Regions from separate parts of the Homo sapiens genome. Here region 1 is linked to region 2. Evidence: chromatin loops called from intact Hi-C (ENCODE). Cell type or tissue: HCT116. All regions are shown on one strand. Links, peaks and the distances in the headings refer to the core of each region. The heading gives the core; the rest is flanking DNA.

Region 1 (8,343 bases), core at 303-8,302, 170 kb before region 2:
AATCCCAAAAATCTGGGAGGCCAAGGCGGGCCCATCACCTGAGGTCAGAAGTTCGAGACCAACCTGGCCAAATGGTAAAACCCCACCCCTACTAAAAATACAAAAAATTAGACAGGCATGGTGGCCCACACCTGTAATCCCAGCTACTTGGGAGGCTGAGGCAGGAGAATCACTTGAACCTGGGAGACGGGGGTGTCAGTGAGCCAAGGTCACACCACTGCACTCCAGCCTGGGCAACAGAGTGAGACCCCATCAAAAAAAAAAAAAAAAAAGAAATAAAGAAAAGAAAAGGTCAAGAGACTTAAAACAAAATCCATTGAATGTACTTTATATATATATGTATATATACCAAAGGTAGTCATGGAAAGAAAGAAAGAAGTCAGGTGTTAACATCTTCACCAAATGAGGAGCTTTGTAGATTACTACAGGATGGAAGGATAAGCATAGTCCAGCGGCTTTGCTCCAAATAGATATTCCAACTCTTCCCAATTTACAGATAACTTTCTTGGTTTTAACACTGAAAGTCCCACATTCTGGGCCTCCATGAGCTAGGGATTTTGAAAGATGAAGAAAAATGAGACATTTTCTGGATATGGCAATGAAAAGATTATACCTGCTCTATCTCCAGGCCTTGTGAGATATGGATGTTATGAATTTTAACTCTAAAAAACTGTCATGCGGTAGGTACTACTATTATATTTGTAATTCCTCTTCTCAGAATAGAATGCTTTGTTAACATTAGCTGATTAGTTTGAAGCAAATATTTCCAAAACATTTTCCTCACATTTTGTGCTACCTTGATTCCTAAAGGGTAATGATTATGTTTCTTGTCTCGCTAAATCTAATATGCTCTAAAAGCTATAGCTAATTCTGTTTTACCAATAAGTATTGTAAATACTTGAATGCACCCAATAGGAAAAAATCACTCAGGTAAGAAAGTCTTTTCTCACAGAAAAAGTGTTGGCACTCGGGAAAGGATAGGCGTGGTACTGCAGTATCATCCTATAATGAGAAATATTCTGCCATAGAAGGGTCCACATCTTCCACTCCGCTAATTCAAAGACTTCTGGGTCTAGAGTATGGAGGGAGAATCACAGTATTTCATAGGCAGCAGTAACCTTAAAGATACTTTAGAAGTTATTTAGGAGTTATGGAAACCATCTTATTTGATTTAAACCCTTGTGGAAACTCTTCACTCAGATTATGCATTAAAAGTAGTTTCTGTATATTTCTATATTCACATGGCATTAAATGCTGTATGACACTTTTCCATTTCTTAAGCTGGACATTTACAAAATGTGTATCATATTAAGTGATTTCAAAATAACACATGCAAAGAAAAAGGCTGAAAAAATACACAAAAGATTCACTAAAAAATTATCCAGATGGTGCAATGAGACCATCAGGCTAGTCTAAGCCATCTTCCAGGTCTTTCCTGCCTTGTAACCACACCCTTCTCTCTCCTTGCTCTTATCACTAAACTTCTCGAAAGCAAAGTCTATATTTTTTTAACTCCAAATCACATCTTGGATTGAACCTGACTTCAGCCCACACTCTCTTAGGAGGTTACCAAATGACTATTTGCATAGTCATTTATGAGAAAATCCCAATTTCCTATCCTTTTATTATTTTCACCATATTCAGAATGAACTACGTAACTAAATGTGTATGATTTTTACACATGTGTTAGTCTCGCACAAGTTTAAAATCCCTGTCATTTATGAGAAAATCCCAATTTCCTATCCTTTTATTATTTTCACCATATTCAGAATGAACTACGTAACTAAATGTGTATGATTTTTACACATGTGTTAGTCTCGCACAAGTTTATAATCCAGAAAAAAACTACTTAATATGCCATATATCCTAAGCTCAGGTTTAAATGCCCAGCTCTCTAAACTCAGTTTCCATCCCTCCTTGGAATTTCAGTAACGTTTCAAACCATTTGCTATCTCTTCTCCCTGAAATTATCTAACTCCTGTCCACTTTAAAATAATATCTCTTATCTTACTCTCCTATTAAGTTCTTTTACTTTCTACCTCCAAAATTAGTTCATTATTTTTCATATAATTCTTGAACTTTTAGCAACACAATGACACCTCTCTTTTTAATATATTCTTGCCCTGAATAGTTTTCCTGAATGTTCTTTCTTTGGTCACTTAGTGGCTTCTTTTCTTCCTCCAGGCTCCAAAGGCCAGTAATCCCCAAGAACCTACACTTGCACTTTCCCTCCCTTCTTTCTACAAGGCTGACTTTTATTAGCCAAGTGTCTATTCTCATGATTTCAAGAGCCATTCCTAAACAGAATGTACCTCAAAACCTAACATTTTGAGAATTCTTTCCTGCAGTTCCAACCCATTGCTAAAGGCATCTCCACCTGGATGCCTTACAGTCAGTCACCTCACACTCCAACAAAAATCACACTCATCTTCCTAACCAAAACCAGTTATTCTCCTGATTTCTCTAATTCTGGTTAAAGAAGCCACCAATCTCATGGTCACCCAAACTAAAAACCTCTGTTTTTAATCTACTCTAGTCAGTTAGAATGGTTAACTTTTTCTATCTCCACCCTAGGTCTGATAATCATCCCCTCTTCTTCACGCCTACAATTATATTATAATGGCTTCTTAATTGCCTCTTTGCCTCTGGTTTTTCCACCATCCAGTCTGTCCAGGATATTACTGCCAAATAAATATTCTAAAACCCAGTATTATGACATTTCTTATTCAGTAACCTTTAGCAGCCTCCTACCATATAGCAAACTAAAGTCAAACTACCTAACCTGGCAACCAAACCCCTCTAAGCTGCTTGTATTTCTCTGGTAATACTTATCTTACAATAGAGTCAAACCTCTTAGATTCTAAAATCAGAAACGAGAAAATCATACATAATCAAAATTACCCTGGAAAAGTCCTTCGACAGGCACTCCCCTGGAGACCGCAAGTTGGTTTGGCACAGCCAGTTTTTCCTCCAGCATTGGAACAGATTCCTGTTTCTTTGGTTGAGCACCAGGTGAAGTAGTTGGCTTGCTTTTAGGGTACACTTTACATGAAAAATGCATATATGTATATCTTTAAAAACTAGAATCACTCAGCTCAGTGGATATACTTGCACTTCAGAACAGAGACAAACTGAGGAAACCACAGGTTCGCATCTCCATTGTCATGCTCACTCCAGGCAATCATTAAAAGGAATGATGGGCAGTATTGTCAACATTATTTAAATTGGTAATTTTCTCATTTTTATTAGATTGTTAGTTTGCTTTTGTTTTGCTGAGATAATGGGATTTCAACTGTTAAGTCTTCATTAAAAGTTATTTAGGAACTTGCCTTTACTCATCCCCCAGAACTTTGGGGATAGAAATCATGTCATATTCCTATTTTCATTTTATACAGCACTTGACACTGTACTGAGTTACCCTGTAAGTATTTTCTCAACAAATCAAATTTGCTTTGATTTGTTTATAATTAAGTGGTGTTCAATAGAATATGTCTGATGAAAGGGTTATTTCCTATTTTATTAAAATCTGGATCTTTTCCCATAAAGACATATTGACAAAGTCTTTTCTATTGCAATTATTTTAAGGCAACAACTATTTTTAAAATATGTTGCTCTATTTTAAATATAATAATAAAACAATATTGATAAACTCCAGTAGAGGCTATGAAATAGATATATACTTGGTATCTATATTTAATAACCAAAATATACATGTTAAAATATTTGTATATTTCAATACAGATGCCACATATTTATATTTTAAAATAATTAATCTACAGTTGTTATTTAAATTAATAACAAGGGGCCGGGCACAGTGGCTCATGCCTATAATCCCAGCACTTTGGGATGCTGAAGTGGGTGGATCACCCGAGGTCAGGAGTTCGAGAGCAGACTAGCCAACATGGTGAAACCTCATCTCTACTAAAAATACAAAAATTAGCCAGGCATGGTGGCGGCTGCCTGTAATCTCGGCTACTCGGGAGGCTGAGGCAGGAGAATCACTTGAACCCTGGAGGCAGAGGCTGCAGTGAACTGATATCACGCCACTGCACTCCAGCCTGGGAGACAGAGTGAGACTCCGTTTCAAAAAAAATAATAATTAATAAAATAAAAAAATATGAATAACAAGGAAATAACTGCTGTAATATGTCATCATGATTATATTAAATCACGAAAAAAGCTGATAGCATTCCTGCATTAGACTGCATAGGGTTTGCCAATGTTATTTAAATATACCGTATAAATAGAACAAAAAAATAGATCCCAGAAAAATTACAAATACAGTATCCCACGTAACTTAAGATTGTTACAAGAGTTATTTAAATATTTACCTTGGGGAAATATAAGACATCCAGAGCTGCTTCTGGGAGATAATTTAAATAAGCCACCCTGTGCATTTTGAGGGACGTACAAAAATAAAGTTTGGACTTGCTGCCACATCCTCTAGATACCTGTTATATTCTTCCTGAAATTTAGTGACAGAATCTACCCTGTAGTATCCAACACTGTACAACTGGCAGGTTTGAGAAGTCATCTTGAGTTGGGGTGGTGCTAATGGACATTCCCCAGGAGCACCTAAAGGGAAGCTATGAAGGCGACTCTAGGTGGTGTCACACACCCTTGCTTCCCTGGGCAACATCCGCGGGGCTTTGAGAATGTTCCTGGGAACGTTGATCTCCGAGTGAAGGTTGGAGCTTCCTAGTGACCACTAGGGGGATCGGGAGCACCGTTGCGGCAGGCTGCCCTCTGGAGGCCGTGAAAGGAAAGGGCTCCAGGGATGTTCTGAGGTTTACAGGCTGCACACACCAAACAGCAGTGGATGCTGACGCTAAAAGACTATTAATGGGCCAGGAGTGGCGGCTCACGCCTGTAATCCCAGCACTTTGGAAGGCCGAGGCGGATGGATCACGAGGTCAACAGATCGAGACCATCCCGGCCCACATGGTGAAACCCCGTCTCTACTAAAAATACAAAAATTAGCTGAGCATGGTGGCATGTGCCTTTAGTCCCAGCTACTTGGGAGGCTGAGGCAGGACAATCACTTGAACTCGGGAGGCAGAGGTTGCAGTGAGCCGAGCCGAGATCCTGTCACTGCACTCCAGCCTGGCGACAGAACGAGACTCCGTTGTCAAAAAACAAACAACAACAACAAAAAAAACTATTAATGTAGGGAACAGACCTCAGATATTTGGAGCCAGATGAAGATGCCATCGGGGTTACTGATGCCTGGTATGCTGATAACCTTTCTACCTAGATTTCTAGTTTTTCACGCATGTCCAAAGAACTAGGTCTCCCTGAAGAAGGAAAGCTACATATCAGAATGAGGAAACAGAATATATACAGGCTTTGGGATCAGACCAACTTGTATTCAAATCCAATTTGCCATTTATTAGCATGAGAGGATGATTAAGGCCATATATTTAATCCCTGTAAGCTTATGTTTCCTCATCTGGAAAATGCAAAGTACTTGGTATCAGAAGGTACTTTAAAATTAGAATGGATTCAAAAGAGGAAGTTGTACTTTTAGTTTTTAACCTAATACAATTGGAATATCTGGGACTCTGGGTGGTATCATTCATTACTGTCCCCAGCTACCTTTAGTAAAATCTAACATCTCTGTCAATAGCTACACAGACTCCACAGATCAATAACAGCCTTATGTAGTGAAACATGATGCCCTAGAAGATTCTGCTGCTTCCAAACCTGCTATATTTTGTATTGGACATAAATATTAATTGTTCTCATGAACATCAGCCTATAGGGAGGCCTATAGCCTCCCGATCTAACCCCCTACCAGGTGTAGCCAGTATATCTAAATGGAGCTCTCACCTGCCTGTCTGGTACCTTTGGTTCCTCAAGGTGTTGAGAGCCTCATCCAGAATTACAGTTGCCAGAATCAGCAGACTGAGGAGCAGATAGAGTTGGAGGGGCCAGCCTACTTAACTAACCCCTGTATCCCTTTCCCTTGGTATTGGTCTTTGTTGGTAGTATTGGTCCTGCTCCTCAGGCTCCATCTGTTAAACATCTCAACAGCATATACATACAGCTCCCTATTTAATTATTCTAATCCCACCTGATGCTGCCCCCAAGAAGTTTCTTCTGTCCCACGTCATTGCATTAGTCCCTTGAACTGACTTCATCCTGTATTTAAACTATTACACCCTCAGCTTGGGTTTTAAACTTTAGGTCTCATTACAGTACATTTTCCCCAGGCCTCACTCACAAATATTACAACTTAGCCTCAGATTGTTCCTCAAAATCTCTCAAAAGAGCTGATAGTTATGACTGCACCTTTAATCAGAATATATAAGGGCTAGAGTTATTGTCTGGAGTCACTGAACTAGCACTCAGATTCCTAACAGAGGATGTGGCTATAGAAATAGGGTCAGTTAATTCCATTAGTTAGTTTCTGTTAATTAACACTGTCATCAAAGAAAAAAACCCATAAATACTCAGAAATGACTCTAAAAAGAGTTCTTCATCCTCTAATTTAAAAAGTAGTTAATGCACAATTTTTAACTAATGTGGTGGCTTTTGTCTAGTCTCTCCGTAGGAGAACACATACTTAGAGTTGTGCACTTGGGGTTTTTTTCCTGTAATAACGATGGATTTCAGCTGATCCATCTGTTTTCTCCTCTGGAATGCCTCATAACCAAGAGTATGTATCTCCAGATAGCAAGAAAGGGGGAATTATTTAGTGGCCCAAGAATTGCAAGGAATACTAAACGGTTCATAACAGAATTCAGACCTTATTAGAAATGTGTCGGAGGAGGAGCCAAGATGGCCGAATAGGAACAGCTCCGGTCTACAGCTCCCAGCGTGAGCGACGCAGAAGACGGGTGATTTCTGCATTTCCATCTGAGGTACCGGGTTCATCTCACTAGGGAGTGCCAGACAGTGGGCACAGGCCAGTGGGTGCACGCACCGTGCGCGAGCCCAAGCAGGGCGAGGCATTGCCTCACCTGGGAAGCGCAAGGGGTCAGGGAGTTCCCTTTCCGAGTCAAAGAAAGGGGTGACAGACAGCATCTGGAAAATCGGGTCACTCCCACCCGAATATTGCGCTTTTCAGACCGGCTTAAAAAACTGCGCACCACGAGACTATATCCCACACCTGGCTCGGAGGGTCCTACGCCCACGGAGTCTCGCTGATTGCTAGCACAGCAGTCTGAGATCAAACTGCAAGGCGGCAGCGAGGCTGGGGGAGGGGCGCCCGCCATTGCCCAGGCTTGCTTAGGTAAACGAAGCAGCCAGGAAGCTCGAACTGGGTGGAGCCCACCATAGCTCAAGGAGGCCTGCCTGCCTCTGTAGGCTCCACCTCTGGGGGCAGGGCACAGACAAACAAAAAGACAGCAGTAACCTCTGCAGACTGAAATGTCCCTGTCTGACAGCTTTGAAGAGAGCAGTGGTTCTCCCAGCACGCAGCTGGAGATCTGAGAACAGGCAGACTGCCTCAAGTGGGTCCCTGACCCCTGACCCCCGAGCAGCCTAACTGGGAGGCACCCCCCAGCAGGGGCACACTGACACCTCACATGGCAGGGTATTCCAACAGACCTGCAGCTGAGGGTCCTGTCTGTTAGAAGGAAAACTAACAAACAGAAAGGACATCCACACCGAAAACCCATCTGTACATCACCATCATCAAAGACCAAAAGTAGATAAAACCACAAAGATGGGGAAAAAACAGAACAGAAAAACTGGAAACTCTAAAACACAGAGCGCCTCTCCTCCTCCAAAGGAACGCAGTTCCTCACCAGCAACGGAACAAAGCTGGATGGAGAATGACTTTGACGAGCTGAGAGAAGAAGGCTTCAGACGATCAAATTACTCTGAGCTATGGGAGGACATTCAAACCAAATGCAAAGAAGTTGAAAACTTTGAAAAAAATTTAGAAGAATGTATAACTAGAATAACCAATACAGAGAAGTGCTTAAAGGAGCTGATGGAGCTGAAAACCAAGGCTCGAGAACTACGTGAAGAATGCGGAAGCCTCAGGAGCTGATGCGATCAACTGGAAGAAAGGGTATCAGCAATGGAAGATGAAATGAATGAAATGAAGCGAGAAGGGAAGTTTAGAGAAAAAAGAATAAAAAGAAATGAGCAAAGCCTCCAAGAAATATGGGACTATGTGAAAAGACCAAATCTACGTCTGATTGGTGTACCTGAAAGTGACAGGGAGAATGGAACCAAGTTGGAAAACACTCTGCAGGATATTATCCAGGAGAACTTCCCCAATCTAGCAAGGCAGGCCAACGTTCAGATTCAGGAAATACAGAGAACGCCACAAAGATACTCCTCGAGAAGAGCAACTCCAAGACACATAATTGTCAGATTCACCAAAGTTGA
Region 2 (8,343 bases), core at 9-8,008:
TAAGTCAATGAGCATAGACTTATGTAAATATTTGCATAATATTCTATAGTATAAATAAGCCATAATCTATTCAATTCATTTCCTATGGGCAGGTATTCAGGGTCTGTCTTAGTCTGTTTTGTGCTATTACAGAATACCTGAGACTGGGTAATTTATAATTAACAGAAATTTATTTGACTCATTGTTCTGGAGTCTGGGAAGTCCAAGACCAAGGGGCCACATCTAGCAAGGGCCTTCTGCATCATTGTCCCATGGCAGAAGGGTGGAAGAGCAAAAGACCAATGAGAGAGAGACAAGGGGGCCAAATTCATCCTTTTATCAGGAACCCAGTCCCACATAACTAACCCACTCCTTTGATGATGGCATTAATCCATTCATGAGAGTCGTCATGACCTAATCACCTATTAAAGGTCCCACCTCCCAACGCTGTTGCATTGGGAATTGTTTCCAATCCAGGAATTTGGGGGGACACATTCTAAGCAAAGCAGGATGTATCTAGGGTTTGGGGGTGTCATTTTTTTAATGCAAAAATATAGTTTTACATGGCTTTTTCCTCAAAAACTAGTGCTTTTATTTATGTAAGCTACATTCTGAGAAATAGCACTTCTAGGCCTAATATATGCAAATTTAAATTTAATATTATCAGATCATTTTCAAAAATGTTTTAGCAAGTCAATACTCACCAATAGTGCTTAATAATTATTCATTTTCCCCACACTTTTGCCAAAGTGAATTTGATCCATTTTTTAAATCTTCTACATCTCTGATACATGAAAAATGATATCTCTTTACTTCTCTAATTTACATATCCCTGACTACACTGAGGTACAGCATCTTTACGTATATTTATTGGCTATTTGTATTCCTATTCCTCTTCTGAGAATTGCTAGATCAAATTGTGTACATATTTTTCTATTATATTTCTTGTCTTTTATCCATTTGCAAGAGTCACTGTTATAAGGAAAATTAACACCTTGTCACATATAGGGCAAATATTCTTTCCTAATCTATCATTTGTCTTTCAACTTTATAATGGTGTCTTTTGCCATTCAGAAATGTTATGTCATTATGTAGTCACGTCTATGCATATTTTCTAATGGTTTCTGGATTTTTCTGCCTTGCCTATGAGGGTCCCTATCCTACCCCCGAGGTCATTCATAGTCTCTTTCATTATAGTTTGATGTTTTGTAGTTATATATCTCTCTACCTAGGTCATTTATACAGCTGGAATTTCTCTTTCTATTTGCTGTAAGTTCCAAATCTATTTTTTTCCTTTCAGGTGAATATTCCATTATGTTAACACTATTTATAAGGTAATTCTTCCTTTTCCCACTAAATTGAAATGTCAGCATCATCATATATTAAGTACTTATTTTGAAGAATACCTGAATCAGTTTCTGTGCTCTCTGTTCTGTTCCACTGATTGATTTGTTCATTCTTGAGCCAATATTCATATTATTTTGATTGCAGTAGCCATATAGGGAGTTTTATTAGGTTGGTGCAAAAGTAACTGCAGGGTTTGCCATTGGCAAATTACTGTACACCAGTAATTGCAAAACCTGCAGTTACTTTTGCACCAACTTAATAAAATCTGTATGGTAAGCTCCCCTTTACTATTTGTTTTCTTTCACAGTTTTCTTGACAGTATTTCTATGCTTAGTCTTTCACATTAGCTTTATTTTGATAAGTTAAAAACAACAACAATGGTCGGCCGCAGTGACTCACACCTATAATCCCAGCACTCTGGGAGGCCGAGGTGTGTGGATCACCCGAGGTCAGGAGTTCTAGACCAAACTGGCTAACATGGTGAAACCCCGTCTCTACTAAAAATACAAAAATTAGCTGGGTGTGGTGGTGGGTGCCTGTAATCCCAGCTACTCGGGAGGCTGAGGCAGGAGAACTGCTTGAACCCAGGAGTCAGAGGTTGCAGTGAGCCAAGATTACACCATTGCACTCCAGCCTGAGTCACAAGAGCAAAACTACGTCAAAAAATAAATAAATAAAGTAAATAAATAACAGCAATGAAATTCTGATAATTGTTTTAAGTTTACATACAAATGTGGGAATATTAATGATATTCCCTATCCAGGAATAATACACATGGGCCACATGAAGTTGATATGAAAGCTGTGGTTTAGAAAGGTTATATACCTTGCCTTCCAAAGCCGCATAGCCAGCTAAAGACAGAAATTGCCTTTAGTATCCCTTTGGTGCAAATTTTACAACATTAGTAACCCTTTCATTCATATCTGAGAAGGAAGGTTGTATCACCTGAGGTCAGGAGTTTGAGACCAGCCTGGCCAACATGGTGAAACCCCGTCTGTACTAAAAATATGAAAATTAGCTGGGTGTGGTGGTGGGTACCTGTAATCCCAGCTACTCGGGAGGCTGAGGCAGGAGAATTGCTTGAACCCAGGAGGCAGAGGTTGCAGTGAGATTGTCCTCAACTAAATTACTGAGCTTGTCCTTGACTAAACTACATGGCAGCTTAGCCATTTACAGGGCAGTCAGATGCAAGCAGAATTTGACCAAGCATGGCACCAGTTAATAAGCAAATTGCCAGCTTTCATCCAAATAAATTCTTATTCTTCAAAATATCTAGATTTAATAAGAATGAGAATAAATTTCCACTTAATAAGTATCTGGTACACTCTTGGCTCAAACCTATCTTTACCTATATGAACTTCTGTCATTATAAATTAATTTCTTTGTTTAAAAGTGTATTCTTCTAAAATGTAAATATTATTATAACGATTACTACACATATTGGTGTGAATTGGCTTAATTGCTGCTCTTTTAAGAACCAGCTGGCAAAGTCCCTATTGAAATTAAAATGTTTCTCTTGGAGGGGTGGGGCATGGAGAATGGTTTTAGAAAATGGGACGCCACTTCAGAGTAGCTTAGGCTAAACAGATTGCTGAGAGATATGGGGAAGCTGGAAAGGTGGAGGGACTTGACAAGCTCAGAGGATCCCAGAGCTGGGCCATACAGGAGAGTAAGAGCCACGGAGCCGCACCAGTTATTTCACACTTTCCTTTGGGCTAAGAACTTTTTTGTTCAAAACAAAACATGAAAAAAGAACTTCTGTTCAGCCACCACTAGGTGACAAATGGAGCAAATCATCTCTACAAAATCAGGTGTCTTTCTATATTGACAGCAGTTGTATCCCTCCCATACTCAGAGGAGCCACTTAACAGGAAGTCCAGTCACCATTTGCCATCACTCCTGCTCAAAAACAATGCCCTTTTCAGAACATTTCCAAAGCTAAACCAAAGAACAGCAAGAAAATCAGTTTTAAGGGAAAAGCCTTGCCTGAAGCTGGACACGAATTGACAAGAGATGGAGCCACTAGGCAGCAAATAGGAAAACAGATAAGGAAAAAGCCAGTCAGATCAATAAGTTACCAAAGTCAGTTAATTAACCAGTCAGTACTATGGAGCACCAGCTATGTACTGATTAAATGTAGTTTTAAAAATTACTCAGTTTAACAGACTGATATTGGGTACGCATCACCTGGATGCCCAATGCTTCTGCACATCTCCATCCTTTTTTTTCTCTGGACAGAATAAAATTAGATTCTGCCCTTCTTATTAAATCAAGGTGGTGATGTTACACATAATTTTCTACTTATTCGGCTTATGTTTTATGTATATTTCTTTAAATCATTGGATCAAAGGCACATTTAAAATATTTCCTCAAATGAAATCAGGGCATGATGTAAACTGATGAGTGAATAGTTTTCTTGATAAAGAAAAGTAATGTCAAATTATTATTTCAGAATGTAGGGTAAAATATCAGTCACATATTCATTAACTTATTAAGAAGATTAGCATCTATCCTAAATTTATATGTGGGTATAGTAAATTTACTGAAACATTTTTAAATGAAAGGAATATTTTTAAATGTGATACAAAAAATGTCTATTATTTCCAAATGTAAAAGACATTTCTCAATATTCTGCAACAATATTTTAATACAGCCAGGTGTCCAAAACAATTTATAATAGACATATGCCTCCACTAAAAAATAAAAACAAAAAACCTCCTAAGAATGAAGGTTTGTGGAAGTGATGCTGGATTAGATGATACAAGTCCTGGGTTCTACACCAGGTTGTGACCTTGAGTTTGCTGTACCTTTATAACCTTTTGTTTCTTGTGCTGGGGATATTACACATAGTTGATAGAAGATGAAAATGAGATGAGGCATAGTAATAGGCCTATAGAACTGCAAAAAGCTGTCAAATGCAAAGCATTCTATATCATACAAAATTAGTGTACTTTACTGTGGTGTGTCTACAAACTTCTCTTACTGTTAACATCTTCCATTCCTTGAAAGAAAATAGGACATAATGAACTGATAAAATTAAAAAATTTTAATGCCAGTATCAAACTTTAAATTCAATAGAAAAGCTCACTAGCTGAAAGATTTTGCCTTTTTTTTGTCCTGTAAATATATCATCTCTAAATCAATTTGTTTTTGTGAATTTGTTTTTTAAAAATGAAGTTGCTTTACTGTACATACATAATCGTTTCATTATTATTCACCTAATTGATTCAAGACATTCTGTACTCAAATATCCCCTTCCTGAATGCTCAATTTGATCTGATTACTTTCAATTCAAACTCTTCCTGTCCTGGACACAGAAAGCAAGGGAAGTGCTGCCACCAACAGGAAAATGCAAGTCCCAGTATTTCCACTTACACTAAAATTCTCCATGTTCCCCACTTGGAACTCTTGTTAAATAAACTAAGGCATCGTATAGGCAGTAGCAAAGAAAAATGGAAAAGCTCCTTGGATGCATATAACTTAAATTTAAAACTAAATAAAATTACATCCTATATCAGTAAGAAAAAAAGGCATCTAGAATAATATACTCAAAGGCAAATTTTCTCGGGGCAAGGTGTTACGAACATCACTGGTAGCGACTGACCTTTATTAAATATCTAGTAAGGAGTCTCCATGAAAATATTATTCCTGTATGCAGCGCTGTTATGCCTAAAATACAAAGAACATTTTAAAGAAAATGGTAGCATGCATTCAGTACATAATTTGTTTAGTGTAATAGAGTTTCATGCCTGTACTGTTATATAAGAGCACAGATATATAAAATGCTGCACTATTGTTCTTCTATTGAAAAAATAAAGGTTTTGGCCAGGTGCGGTGGCTCATGCCTGTAATCCCAGCACTTTAGGAGGCCAAGGCGGGCGGATCACGAGGTCAGGAGATCGAGACCATCCTGGCTAACACACAGTGAAACCCCGTCTCTACTAAAAATACAAAAAATTAGCCCGGCGTGGTGGCGGGCACCTGTAGTCCCAGCTACTCGGGAGGCTGAGGCAGGAGAATGGCGTGAACCTGGGAGGCGGAGCTTGCAGTGAGCCGAGATCGTGCCACTGCACTCCAGCCTGGGCGACAGAGCGAGACTCTGTCTCCAAAAAAAAAAAGAAAGAAAGAAAGAAAAAATAAAGGTTTCATGTTTCAAGAGCATCACTCAAGATGACCAGGAAAATGCAATACTAACATTTTTTAAGTATATGATTTTTCTTAAATCTAAGAGGTTTTTATAATTACAAATTATAAGTATATATTATATAAATATTATAATTGTGTCTGAAGATTTGGACACAATTGATGGTTAGGTATATGTATACACATAGGCTTTCCCAATTCTTTTATTCAAAAGCTCTCCAGTCCTTGATCTAGAATCATCTCTGTAGGCATTAGAGGAAGCTAGAACTTGGGTTTTCTGGAGTCACAGCCTTGAGAAGAAAATTATGAGTCACCCTTAAACCCCTAGTTCATCCCATCTATTATTTTAACCACTCAATTTTTTTCATTTCAAATAGTTCTAAGTTTCAAAATACCAAATTCTTCACTCAGGTGCACCCACACATTTCCCACTGAGTTTTTGCAAGTCATACAAATAAAACTGAAGCTACATTTATACCAAATGAATATGGCGTTTGCTTATTTTATATCCAGTTAATATTTGTTTGATGTTAAATTCCTTATAATTTTTATGAGAATTATTAAAAGTCCCAGAAAATTAATTTCAGGGAGCATGTTTTTAATTCTTGACTTTCAACCTCCTATTAAGCACTTACTATATGCTAGTTCCTGTCTGAGGCACTGGGTGAACAAGATACAGTCTTCTTCACTCTAAAACTAAGAATTCATGAAGGAAAAATTTTAATCTCTAACCTATGGATGAATTTATTTGTAAGTATTTCATGAACAAGTCATACGATAAACACAAAAGAGTGTATTAGTAAGAACTGGTGAAATTTGACAACTCTGTTAATATCCCTAACATGTTGGATCTGGCTGTTAGGTACTCAAGTGTCATTACTCTATTTCAGTGTTGAGTAACATGAGTTTTTTTCTTCTATCAAGTTACAGTATTCAGACCACACTATTCTGAGTGCATGAGTCTCTAAAAATGAAGATGCCATGATTTAACAACACTTAAAAGGGCAAAGAGCACAGAAGAGCTCAAAATTCCTCTATCCTCACCTCTTCTTTCCTCACAAACTTTCAATTCACAGCACACAGCTGTAGGAAGGCTGTCACATTGGGGATGTGAATTGTAGTCCTTCAGGCACTTTGCTTCCTCAGCTGGCATTGTCACAATAGCTTCCCAACTAGAATCCATGCCTCCAGGCTCACCCACATGCCAATGCCTTCTCCGTGCATTCAACCATTCTCCTTCCTGTTAAAAACCCTTCAGCGTTGCCTTAGAACCATTAGAGTAAAATCCAAACTTCTTGGAACAGCATTTGAAGACCTTCATGATCTGGCCCTTCCTTAGCTCCAGCTGTACCAATTTCTTGCAGTTCCAAAAATCTACCATGCTCTTTGTTTTGCCTCCTGACCTTTGCACATTTTAGCCCTTCTGCTTAGATTTTTCTCTTCTCTTCTGTTCCCCTTTTCTGGCTTATATGTGCGCTTAAATGCTCTGCTTAACTGTCTTCTCCCCCAGACCTTTCCCTCATCTGCAAAGGGGTCAAGTGACTATTAAAGGGTAGGTTAGGTGCCTATCAAAAATTCTCCCATAGAAACATGTGCCCACTCTATCCTATCTTAGTGTATATAATGTTTTGTGTCCATATGTAATCATGTTTAATTATCTGTCCTTCCAATTATAAAAAGCAGGGAGTCAGTTTATTCACTTTGAATCTTTAATCCATGGCATGCGGTAGGTACTATGTTTACCGAACAATAAAAATACACTGAATAAGGTATACTGAATTAAGGAATAAATTTTCTCTCCTGAAAATGAGCCCTATAGGCTTGTCTGCTCACATCGGCACAAGCTTCTAATTACAAGCGGAATACTCATGAAGGATGGATAACTTGCCAGAGAAGATTATCTTGCTATTAATTACTCAAATAGGAATGTATATAAAAATACTGCTTAAAACATTTGCTTTTGGCTAAGCATTAAGAATTCTCTTGCTCTGGGCACACTAGTGGGCATTTGTAATCCCAGCTACTCAGAAGGTAGAGGCTTGAGCCCAGGAGTTGAAGACCAGCCTGGGCAACATAGCAAGACCCCTGTCTCAAAAAAAAGTAAGAAGAATCAACTGGCCTCTGATTTTTAATTTCCTGGTGAGCAGAGCAATACAATATATCAGAGGAGGGATGGAGAGCTGAATGCAGACTGGGGAGTCATGAGCCATGTCTGTTTGCCCCAAAGTACTGCTCATTTGAAGTTTGATTACCAAGCAGCAGTCAGTTGGTATAATCACATTTCAAGCCTTGTCAAATGCCCAGCTATTTTTCCACGATGACATTTCTGTCATCTCCCAACTGTAACACATCTCCACATGAGTATCCAGAAGTGGATTCATTACTCAATTTAAAAAAGGCGGGTCAACAGGTTGACTAAAGACTCACCCATGAATGTAGACTGAGTCATGACATATTCTCACAGCTGTCACTGATACCTGATTTTCTTCATCACCCAGGTATGTGTGCTTAGACTAGGCAGTCTTTCCCAGCACCTGCAGCCTAGGATTCCATTCTCATTTTGAATACTTCCATTTTTCTTCATTTATGTGCTGCCATTGCTTTTAATTATGACAACTTCTTGCACTTTAAAAGGAAACCAAGTTCAGCAAATGTCAAAAAATACTTGGCACTGATTAAAACAAAGATGACTGATAATAAATTCCCAGAAACCATTTCTGCTGCTGATAATGTGCTTCTTCTTCACCTGTGAGAAAAAAATCCTTTAGCTATCTAGGATTTTCATTCAAATGCTGAGAATAAAAAATAAAAAAAGATTTGAAGTGCTCAACATAACAGTACACAATATTTCATACTGGGGGTAAGGTTTACCAC

The links. A loop is a pair of places that touch in the nucleus more often than their neighbours do. Peaks named below come from ENCODE experiments on the same cell type or tissue, not always from the same donor. Only the 100,000 strongest peaks of a DNase experiment are listed, where the experiment ranks them.
Region 1: it touches region 2 in a loop (13-fold over the local background); 6 of 110 quality-filtered maps call a loop at or near these places.

Annotation. Positions count from the first base shown.
Region 1 is chr12:44,944,194-44,952,536 of GRCh38, forward strand. No RefSeq gene overlaps it. Among named protein-coding and RNA genes, the nearest start is that of NELL2, 72 kb to the left of the region's middle. RefSeq lists an enhancer at 4,456-4,655. In HCT116, for the core only: a CTCF peak has its summit at 4,732 (motif pointing left); a DNase peak (open chromatin) is centred at 4,688; H3K4me3 peaks cover 593 bases.
Region 2 is chr12:45,118,310-45,126,652 of GRCh38, forward strand. No RefSeq gene overlaps it. Among named protein-coding and RNA genes, the nearest start is that of DBX2, 71 kb to the left of the region's middle. In HCT116, for the core only: CTCF peaks have their summits at 3,107 and 4,676 (motif pointing left); DNase peaks (open chromatin) are centred at 3,118 and 4,632.